2 separate regions of the Homo sapiens genome follow, and region 2 is linked to region 1. The links are chromatin loops, found by intact Hi-C in ENCODE. Cell type or tissue: HCT116. All regions are shown on one strand. Each heading gives the region's core, and the rest is flanking DNA. Links, peaks and the distances in the headings are about the cores only.

What was found. Peaks named below come from ENCODE experiments on the same cell type or tissue, not always from the same donor. Only the 100,000 strongest peaks of a DNase experiment are listed, where the experiment ranks them.
Region 2: a loop joins it to region 1, with 2.3 times the contacts of the local background. A loop is called at or near these places in 16 of 110 quality-filtered maps.

The regions. Positions count from the first base shown.
Region 1 is chr19:54,768,624-54,774,000 of GRCh38, forward strand. KIR2DL1 (killer cell immunoglobulin like receptor, two Ig domains and long cytoplasmic tail 1) reads left to right here and starts at 1,170. Exons shown (of 8, transcript NM_014218.3): 1 at 1,170-1,261; 2 at 2,226-2,261; 3 at 4,710-5,009. The coding sequence starts at 1,228. LOC101928804 (a long non-coding RNA gene) reads right to left here and starts at 2,441. Exons shown (of 3, transcript NR_110738.1): 1 at 2,399-2,441; 2 at 2,118-2,314; 3 at 799-1,268. In HCT116, for the core only: no CTCF peak of the experiment used is centred there; a DNase peak (open chromatin) is centred at 2,657.
Region 2 is chr19:54,857,355-54,862,731 of GRCh38, forward strand. It overlaps KIR3DL2 (killer cell immunoglobulin like receptor, three Ig domains and long cytoplasmic tail 2), which reads left to right. Exons shown (of 9, transcript NM_006737.4): 6 at 1,725-1,775. Among named protein-coding and RNA genes, the nearest start is that of KIR3DL2, 9.6 kb to the left of the region's middle. In HCT116, for the core only: no CTCF peak of the experiment used is centred there; a DNase peak (open chromatin) is centred at 2,221; H3K27me3 peaks cover 1,140 bases.

The DNA.
Region 1 (5,377 bases), core at 83-5,082:
TAGATTTATTTTTTCCTAGGTATAACCCATTGGTTTAATATTATTTATTGAGAAGACATTCTATGCCACCTTAAACCACACGGCAGCCTTTGTCAACTCTAAAGGGACTGTGTGTACACGGATGTACTTTAGACACTGTTTCTGCTAAGGGGCTCTCTGTGTCCACACTCTTGATGATGCTGCACTTTATGTAGCCTTATAGAACCCTTTAAATTTAGTAGCCAGAGCTCTCTAATTTGTTATTATAGGCTATTTGCTTTTTTTTCTTGAGGCGGAGTCTTGCTCTGTCGCCCAGGCTGGACTGCAGTGACACAATCTCAGCTCACTGCAACTTCTGCCTCCCAGGTTCAAGCGATTCTCATGCCTCAGCCTCTTGAGTAGCTGGCGTTACAGGTGCCTGCCACCAGGCACGGCTAATTTTTGGATTTTTAGCAGAGACACGGTTTCACTATATTGGCCAGGCTGCTCTCAAACTCCTTATCTCAGTTGATCCGCCCACCTCGGCTTCCCAACGTGCTGGGGAAACTTGATTTTCTATAGCATTATGTTACTGGATATTTCTGTAAAATTTAAAATGAGGGAGGGAGAGAGACAGACGGAAAACAAACTCCAGAGTTGGGACTCTGGAATCTTGGGTCATGAGACAAATTTTAGATTAAACTACAAAACTCCAGAATTTACAGGTGGGGTTTTTACTGATAAAGTACAATTCTAAGATTGTAAATAATTGCATAATCCTTCCCTGGGAATTTAAATCATTTTAACTGGTTCTGCTGTAATACTAGAAATACAAGCATGAAAAATTCTAATGGTTTATTAGTGACAATGACTCTGAAAACATTAATAATACCTATTAGATATTTTGCATATTACACAGGAAGAAGAGTTTGAATCTCAGATAAAAACAATAGAAATACATGAAAAGTCTTTCATGTTAGCACAGATTTTAGGCATCTCGTGTTCGGGAGGTTGGATCTCAGACGTGTTTTGAGTTGGTCATAGTGAAGGACACTAGGTGTCAAATTCTAGCGAGAACAATTTCCAGGAAGCCGTGTTCCGCTCTTGAGCGAGCACCCACTGGGCCTCATGCAAGGTAGAAAGAGCCTGCGTACGTCACCCTCCCATGATGTGGTCAACATGTAAACTGCATGGGCAGGGCGCCAAATAACATCCTGTGCGCTGCTGAGCTGAGCTCGGTCGCGGCTGCCTGTCTGCTCCGGCAGCACCATGTCGCTCTTGGTCGTCAGCATGGCGTGTGTTGGTGAGTCCTGGAAAGCAATAGAGGGAGGGAGTGAGGGGATGGAGATCTGGGCCCAGAGGTGGAGATATAGGCCTGGAGGTGGAGTTATGGGCCTGGAGTGGAGATCTGGGCCTGGAGTGGATATATGGGCCTAGAGATGGAGTGATGGGCCTAGAAGTGGAGATCTGGGCCCAGAGGTCGAGATATAGGCCTGGAGGTGGAGTGATGGGACTGTAGTGGAGATCTGGGCCTGGAGTGGAGATAGGAACCTGGAGGGGAGATAGGAACCTGGAGGGGAGATATGGGCCTGGAGGTGGAGATATGGGCCTGGAGTGGAGTCATGGGCCTGGAGGTGGAGTTATGGGCCTGCAGTAGAGATATGGGCCTGAAGTGGAGACATGGGCCTGGAGTGGAGATATGGGCCAGGAGTGGAGATATGGGCCTAGAGGTCGATATCTGGGCCTGGAGTGGAGATATGGGCCAGGAGTGGAGATATGGGCCTAGAGGTCGATATCTGGGCCTGGAGAGGAGATATGTGCCTAGGATGGAGATACGGGCCTGGGTGTGGAGATATGGGACTGGAGAGGATATATGGGCCTGGAGTGGAGATATGGGACTGGAGAGGAGATATGGACCTGGAGTGGAGATAAGGGCCTGGATTGGAGATATGGGCCCAGGGTGGAGATCTGAGCCTGGATTGGAGATATGGGCCTGGATTGGCGATATGGGCTTAGGGTGGAAATATCGGCCTGGAGTGGAGATATGGGCCTGGAGTGGAGATATGGGCTTGAGGTGGGGATATGGACCTGGAGGCTGGGTCTCTGCACAGCCGACAGCCCTGTTCTTGGGTGCAGGTAGGCACTGAGGGTGAGTTTACCTTCAGCCCAGGAAGGGCCTGGCTACCAAGACTCACAGCCCAGTGGGGGCAGCAAGGGTGCCCTGGTTTGCCTGCAGATGGGTCATCCATCATGATCTTTCTTTCCAGGGTTCTTCTTGCTGCAGGGGGCCTGGCCACATGAGGGTGAGTCCTTCTCCCAACCTTCGGGTGTCATCTCCCCACATAAGAGGATTTTCCTGAAATGGGAGGGAAGTCCTGTCAGGGAGTCTCTCATAAACTAGGAAGAAGGGACCCTGGGGTGCTGGGCCCACATTTCTGACCTTGCCTCCCTGGCCTTTCATTCCCTTGGCAGAGTCAAGTTCTGTGGGGACCAGGGTTAGACTACGGTGCTCAAAGCTGGGGTGTGTGGTGGGGAAGTGGTAGGAACAGCAGATCCTCTGAGGACAAAGGTGTTACTCACACACTTCAGCGTTTCCATGACGGTAGGGGCTGCAGTGTGGCTGCTGTCATTCTACCAGAAGAGGTGGGAAAACCACAGCCATGGCCCTGACATTCCAATCCTCTGATGGGGACTCAGTTGTTTATTTTCGTTCAGGCATCGGCTGATATTCCATTCTCAAAGGACATGCCCTCCACCCCATGTCTACCCTGTGTTGTTTTATGTGAGTAATCTTACAGTATTAAAATCTAGTAGGAGTCTCTTACTCAGCACTTGCTCAAAGTTCTCAGCTGACACTTTTGTTGTAGGGAGACACCTTGTGTTTGCGGGATGGGTCCTTCCTTTAGCCCTGGGCACCAAGGTGTGATAGCAGCCATAGAAACTTGGAAAGCGAGGAGAATCTTCAGAGCACAGGGAGGGAGGGGCGGCTCCACATCCTCCTCTCTAAGGCGGTGCCTCCTTCTCCCCACGGTGGTCAGGACAAGCCCTTGCTGTCTGCCTGGCCAAGCCCTGTGGTGCCTCCAGGACATGTGATTCTTCAGTGTCATTCTTATCTTGGGTTTAACAACTTCAGTCTGTAAAAGGAAGATGGGGTGCCTGTCCCTGAGCTCTACAACATAATATTCTGGAACAGCCTTTTCATGGGCCCTGTGACCCCAGCACACGCAGGGACCTATACATGTCGGGGTTCACAACCACACTACCCCAGTGGGTGGTCGGCACCCAGCAACCCCCTGGAGATCACGGTCACAGGTCAGAGGGCTCCTGTCTGGGATTCTCCTTGTCCCACCTCCTGAATCCCAGAGCTCCTGGTGGGCGTGTCCTTGCGGGTCCCATCATGCAAGTCCTGACTGTATTTGGGGTAAAGGGGGATTGAATACAGGGAAATGGGTGCTGTGGTGGGAAGAATAATTGTCCCCAGTGATGACTACATTCTAATCCCTGGAGTCTGTGACTATTTATGATATAGGGGAAGGGACTGAAGGAGAAGATGGAGCTCAGGTTGTTGATGAGTTGACCTTGAGATGGGGAGACAGCCTGGACTGTCCTGATGGGCTCAGTGTAGTCACAGGGGTCCACATGAAAGGAGGAGGAAGAGGGGAGTGGGGATTACAGCAGCATAATGGGAGTCTCCATCAGCTTTGAAGGTGGAGGAAGTCCAGGAGCCATGAATGCAGGTGGCCTATAGAGGCTGGAAAAGTCAAGGAACTGATTCTCCTGAGTCTCCAGAGGGAACGAAGCCCTGCAGGTGCCTTGATTTTACCCACGACAAACAGGGTCCGATTTCTGTCTCCAGAATTGGAAGGGGTTAGTGTGCTCTCTCCTGGTGCCATGCTTCTGATAATTTTCTACAGCAGCAACAGGAAACCAACACTGGAACCCAGGTCAAGGACAAGTTAAGAAACAACACAAGGATAGCCAGGCATGGTGGCAGGTGCATGTAATCCTAGCGACTTGGGAGGCTGAGGGCAGGAGAATCACTTGAACCCAGGAGACAGAGGTTGCAGTGAGCCTAGACCACACCACTTCACTCCAGCCTGGGCAAAGGAGTGAGACTCTGTCGCCAAAATTAATTAATTAATTAAAGAAACCAAACAAGGAGAAGGTTGGCTACACTGAGATCAGCAAGGCTCAGATGATGATGCCACCACCAGGCTCCATCCACATAGGGAGGGGTTGATACTCCTCCAACCAGCACCAGGAGCCAGCCTATGGAAGCTGGCACTGGCATGGCAAGAGTGGCTCCCAGTCCCTACCAGGAACAGGGTGTGTGGCCACTGGTGCCTGCCTTACTGATCAGTTCATACCTCCTGCCAAGGATTCCAATTCGTCCAAAAGAGATTGAACCAGGCTGCTAAGAGCCTGGATGTGCAGCCTATCCTGGTTCCTCTTCCACCCCCACATAGACAGCAGGAAAGACATTAGTTCGAAATAGATACAACAGCCCAAGAGATGAGGCTGAGCCCAGCGGCAAGGGAATCAGAGGCTACTAGAGACAGAGGGACAGAGAAGAGTGAGGGAGACAGATGGAAGGACCTGCACCAGGAGTTATGGGCACAGAAAAGAACATGAAGACACAGAGAGGAAGGAGAGAGATAAGACACCAGGAAGGGGAAGCCTGACTCAATCCAGGTGCCATGGATGGGATGATAAAGAGAGACACCTTCTAAACTCACAACCTCTCTTCCTAGGAGTCCACAGAAAACCTTCCCTCCTGGCCCACCCAGGTCGCCTGGTGAAATCAGAAGAGACAGTCATCCTGCAGTGTTGGTCAGATGTCATGTTTGAACACTTCCTTCTGCACAGAGAGGGGATGTTTAACGACACTTTGCGCCTCATTGGAGAACACCATGATGGGGTCTCCAAGGCCAACTTCTCCATCAGTCGCATGACGCAAGACCTGGCAGGGACCTACAGATGCTACGGTTCTGTTACTCACTCCCCCTATCAGGTGTCAGCTCCCAGTGACCCTCTGGACATCGTGATCATAGGTGAGAGTGTCCAGACTTTCTTCTCATTGTCATTGGGATGCAGAGTGAATGATCCAGGAATTGGAGACCCAGGTGGCTGTAAGGAAGATGAGCTTGGTATTCTTATGGAGAGAGACTGACTTGGTGAGGTCTGTGCCAACAGAGACAGAGAAACAGGAGACACAAGTAGAGACCAGGTGTCATAACAGAGAACAGACACAGGGGCCATACCGGGAGTTAGAAAAGACAGAAAGAGTTAAAGGAGACACACAGACAGACATGTCCCAGAGAGAGGTGTCCCTCCATGCTGACTTTGCTCAGAGACCTGGCACAGGTTAGAAGTTTCATTTCTGTTTTACCTCCACAAAGTGTTCTCTACCAGGAGAACC
Region 2 (5,377 bases), core at 230-5,229, 89 kb after region 1:
TGCTGAAGTTACAGGCATAAGCCACTATGCCCAGCCTCCTTTTAGTTTTTTAAAGATTTTCCATACTTTTCTCCATAATAGTTGTACTAATTTACATTCCTACCAACAGGGTACCAGGGTTCTCCTTTCTCTACCATCTTGCCAGCATTTGTTTTGCCTGTCTTGCAGATAAAAGCCATTTTACTTTACTTTATTTATTTATTTATTTATGTTGAGATGGAGTTTCACTCATAGTCGCCCAGGCTGGAGTGCAAGGGTGTGATCTCGGCTCACTGCAACCTCTGCCTCCCGCGTTCAACTGATTCTCCTGCCTCAGCCTCCAAAGTAGCTGGGATTACAGGCATGTGCCACCACGCCTAGCTAATTTTTGTATGTTTAGTAGAGAGGGAGTTTCTCCATGTTGGTCAGGCTGGTCTCCCGACCTCAGGTGATCCGCCCACCTCCGCCTCCCAAAGTGCTGGAATTACAGGCGTGAGCCACCGGCCTAAAAGGCATTTTAATGGGATGAGATGAAAACTCATCGCGATTGTAATTTACATTTCTGTGATGATGAGTGATGCTGAGCACTTTTTCATATACGTGATCGCCATTTCTATGTTTTGTTTGTGGAGAAATGTCTCCTCATGTCTTTTGCTCGTTTTTTAATTAAATTGTTTTATTGAGTTGTTTGAGCTTCTTATATTTCCAGTTATTAATCCCATCTCAGATGAATAGTTTGCAAATATTTGCTCCTATTTTGTGGGTTGTCTCTTCACTTTGTTGGTTTATCTTTGGTGGTGCAGAAGTTGCTTGGTTTGATGTAATCCTAATGGTCTATTTTTTGCTTTGATTACTTGTGTTTTGAAGGTTTTAAACAAAATGTCTTTCATCAGACAAATGTCTTCCCCATTATTTTCTTCTACATGTTTCATAGGTTCAGGCCTTAGACTCATGTTTTTAATCCATTTTCATTTGATTTTTGTGTAAGGTGACAGGTATAGATGCAGTTTTATTCCTCTGCATGTAGATATCCAGTTTTCCCCACACCATTTATTGAAGACTGTCCTTTCCTGATTGTAAGTTCTCGGCACCTTTGTCAAAGTCCATTAAATGGGCTGGGTATGGTGGCTCACACCTGCAATTCCAGCACTTTGGGAGGCCGAGGCGGGTGGATCACCTAAAGCCAGGAGTTCAAGACCAGGCTGGCCAACAGAGTGAAACCTCGTCTCTACTAAAAATACAAAAATTAGCTGAGCATGGTGATCAGTGCCTGTAATACCACTACTCAGGAGTTTGAAGCAAGAGAATTTCTTGAATCCAGGAAGTGGAGGTTGCATTGAGCTGAGATTGCACCTCTACACTCCAGCCTGCATGACAGAGCAAGATTCTATCACACACACACAAAAGAAAGCCATTGGATGTAAATGCATGGATTATATCTGTGTTCTCCATTCTGTTCCATTTTTTATGTGCCTTTCTTTATGCCAATGTCATGCTGTTTTGCTTACTACAGCTCTGTAACATATTTCTAAGTCAGGTAGTGTGATGCTCCTGTTTTCTCTTTATACCTTCAAGTCTCAAGACAGTGGGCATCGCACACAAAAATTATGGAGAAAAGGATCCCAAGACTCCCAGGGTCCAACATTAGATAACAGAGTGTTGGCCATGAACCAACCTCAAAGATTTCCATTGAGTAGAGGACAAGCACCCTCATTTCCTCACATCTCTCCTGTCCCGTGTTCTAGGAAACCCTTCAAGTAGTTGGCCTTCACCCACAGAACCAAGCTCCAAATCTGGTGAGTAAAGGACCCCTCTTATCTCTGCTTTTGGAAACCTGGGGAGGTGGAAGCCTTGGATGCAAGTGTTGGCTCAAACCTCCCAGCTCTGTGAATGAGGGCCTGTCTTCCACCATCTCTGAACTCCAGACACTCCAACAGTGAAAGGGATCTAGGGCCACCAAAGGGCTCAGCGAAGTCTCTTTACCTTTAATTTCCTGCAGGTGAGACCTCCTACAAGCTAGAAGAATAATTGCCAATCTGACATCCTTCTCAGGAAAAATGCAGTGTTTTTTCTGCCTGCATTCCTAACTGGAGGATAAATTCCCGGGGGCTTGAGAGAGGGAAGGGAAGGGAACATCTGATGAGGGTGGGTGTTTTAGAGAAGTTCCACTTGCCAAGGAATGAATTACTGTTGGTCATCAGGCAACCCTGGCTGACTCAGCAGAGCAAGAGCCTTGCCGTAACAGAGAACAGAGCTCATGCACGCACACTTCGACTCAGTGACTCATTCAGCCACAGCCCCATGCTCAGGCTGTGCAGTGTGGAAGCTTTTCCTATTGTTGCCATAACAAATTTCCACAAGATTCGTGTGTGAAAACAAAACGGTTATTTAATTATCTTACAGTGCTGTAGCTCAAAGCATGACGTGCATGTCACTGGGCTAAAATCAAGGTGACAGCAAGGCTGCCTTCCCTCTGAGGGTTCCAGGCAAGAATCTGCTTCTCACTTTTCTCAGCTTCTAGAGGCTCCCATGTTCCTTGGCTCCTGGTACCCTTCCTCCTTCCTCAAAGCCCACAAAGACTGGTCACATCTCACATGGCATCACTCAGACCCTTCTTCCTTACCACACCTCTTTCTCTGAATGCTGCTCTCCCTTCTTGCCCTTCTTTTGAAAACTTGGGGATTCTATTGGGTTCACCAAGATGAAAATCCATCATAATCTCCCGGAAATCATCCAGGATACCCTCCTTTTAAGTTCAGCTGACTAGCAACCATAATTCCATCTGCAATCTTCATTCCTCCTTTCATGTAAAATAACATATTCACAAGCTATGGAGGCTAGGACATGGACATTTTTGGGGTGGGACAACATTCTCCTGCCTTCCACAAACAGTGAACAAGATGCATTTGGCCTCTGTTCTTGGGACACTGATCTTGCAGATGGTTAAATGGGAGGGCAGAAAATGTAGGCACAAGGGGACCAATAAATGAATGATCTATTGAGAAGCATCTGTGCATGAAATCTATTTATTTATGTATTTACCTACTTGTTTATTGAGACGGAGCCTTGCTCTGTCGTCCAGGCTAGAGTGCGGTGGCATGATCTCGGCTCACTGCAACCTCCACCTCCTGGGCTGAACTGATCTCCTCCCTCAGCCTCTCCAGTAGCTGGGATTACAGACCACAACCACCACGCCCGGCTAACTCTTTTTGCATATTTTCTGTAGAGAGGATGTTTCACCATGTTGGCCAGGCTGGTCTCAAATTCCCAACCTCAGGTGATCCAATAGCCTCTGCCTCCCAACACGCTGGGATAAGAGGCATGAGCCACGGGGCCAAGCCAAATTTTCAAATCAATAATAGATAATGCTGAGTGTATTATTTCAGGTGACAGAGAAGTTCTCACTAATCAGATATTTGTGACATTAATGAAAAACACGGATTGAACCCCTGAAAGATTGGCGGAAGGATTTTGCACACACAGCTGTCAGCCGTGAAGGCACAAAGGTGAAAACAATCTGATGTGGAAGGAAGAGGCTCTGACTCAAATGCTGGGAATGAGGTGGGGAGAATGACAAGATGACTGTAGAGAGACGGAGAGCACACTGGGTACACAGGAAACTAAGGAGCAACAAGGAGCGTGTGTTTGACACTCACAGCCATTGGATTCACCTCGAGGTAACCAGGAATCCCTACATGATTAATATGACTGACATGAAAATAAGGGAGGCTCAGTTGCATAACTGGAATCTAGGAGACCGTGGAAAAGGCAATTGCCGCCCCACTGGTGAAATGTGGTGCTGATTTAGACACTAAATGAATGAAGTAGATGGATATAAGATATGTTTGTGAGGTAGAATCATTGGCTGGAAAGGCTTGCTGGGTTTAATTTTTCCTGGTAGTTTAATCCTCGCTTCACTAACTTATTTCTGAGATTTATTTCTCCTGCATCTAAATCAATACCTGGCAGAGGAGGGAGAGCTAGATGAGGGGTGGTGCAAATGAAGGGACCTAGTATAGCATAATATACAAGGCTGTGAACGGTGGCTCACGCCTGTAACCCAGCACTTCAGGAGGCCAACGCGGGTGGATCACATGAAGTCAGGAGTTCGAGACCAGCCTGGCCAACATGGAGAAACCCTATCTCTACTAAAAATACAAAAATTAAACAGGCATGATGGTGGTGCATGACTGTAATCCCAGCTACTCTGGAGGAGGAAGCAGGAGAATGACTTCAGCCCTGGAGGCAGAGGTTGCAGTGAGTGGAGATCGCATCACTGCACACCAGCCTGGGCTACACAGGGATACTCTGTCTCAAAAAATAAAAATAAAAAATACATAAATATAATAATATACACAAATGATGCAGGCACCTGAATTCCAATCATCATTTTTCTATTCCTCTATAATTACTTCTTTGATCCTTTATCTTATCCATTAGAAAATCAGCCTAAAACCTCTTCCATATTTGGCTTTCTGTGAACATGAGATCATATGGAAAATATGAAAGCCCCCTGAACCCACCAGCACAGGCCCTGAAATAGGGAAAGTGCTCTGTTCATCACAAGAAACTTTCCCCCTCACCCAAATCCCCCACCTCACCCCTACTTCCAATCACCTGTGGAGATACAGATAGATCATGGGGAGGTAAACGCTAATACTCCTTGGAGTGAGTTCAGATCTTGGAATCAGAGATCAGCACCAGCACTAGCTCCTGCTCCCCTTTCCTACTAATTCACAGGAGGACAGGTGGTTTTGAAGCAATAGATGGTGGAGGGGGTGGTCTTTCCCCCAGCCTCTCAGGTGGAACAGCAGCCTAACATGTGTCTCGCGAGATCACAAAGAGTAGCACGTTTCACATGGGCTTCATCATTATTTCCTGGCTGTTTGACATAAGAGAATTCTACTTTGCTTTTTTGATCTTGATTTCACTTTTGTGTCCTTTTCTTGGAGAATGTAATTTGAGTCAAGAGGGTTGTGGATGTAGAAACTGTAAAGCACATTCACTGTGTATCAATCCCAGTCCAGTCTTTCCAGAGAAGACTCTAAACACCTGCTGTACTGCACCTGGGCCTATGCCAATTTCTATCACTCACCGTCACTCCAGGGAGACAGAACACACAGAGAATACGTTACATAGGCAGGTTCATTACTAACAGATAAGCAGCGAGTGACAACAGAAGCCTACATTTCAACGTGAGCCAGTCCCTCAAGGCTCAGAAAAGCTGCTCGGGACATATGGAGTCACCTCATTTGCAGTGTATCTGGGGGAAGCCAGAAAATAGCCCAGCCTGGGTTTTGTACCCTGAAGCCACAGGAAGCACTCAGCTAAAGCACTGCATGACGTCCTCCTCCAGGAAGAACAGGAAGACAGCACAGGCTGTTCTGAGACGTTCCTC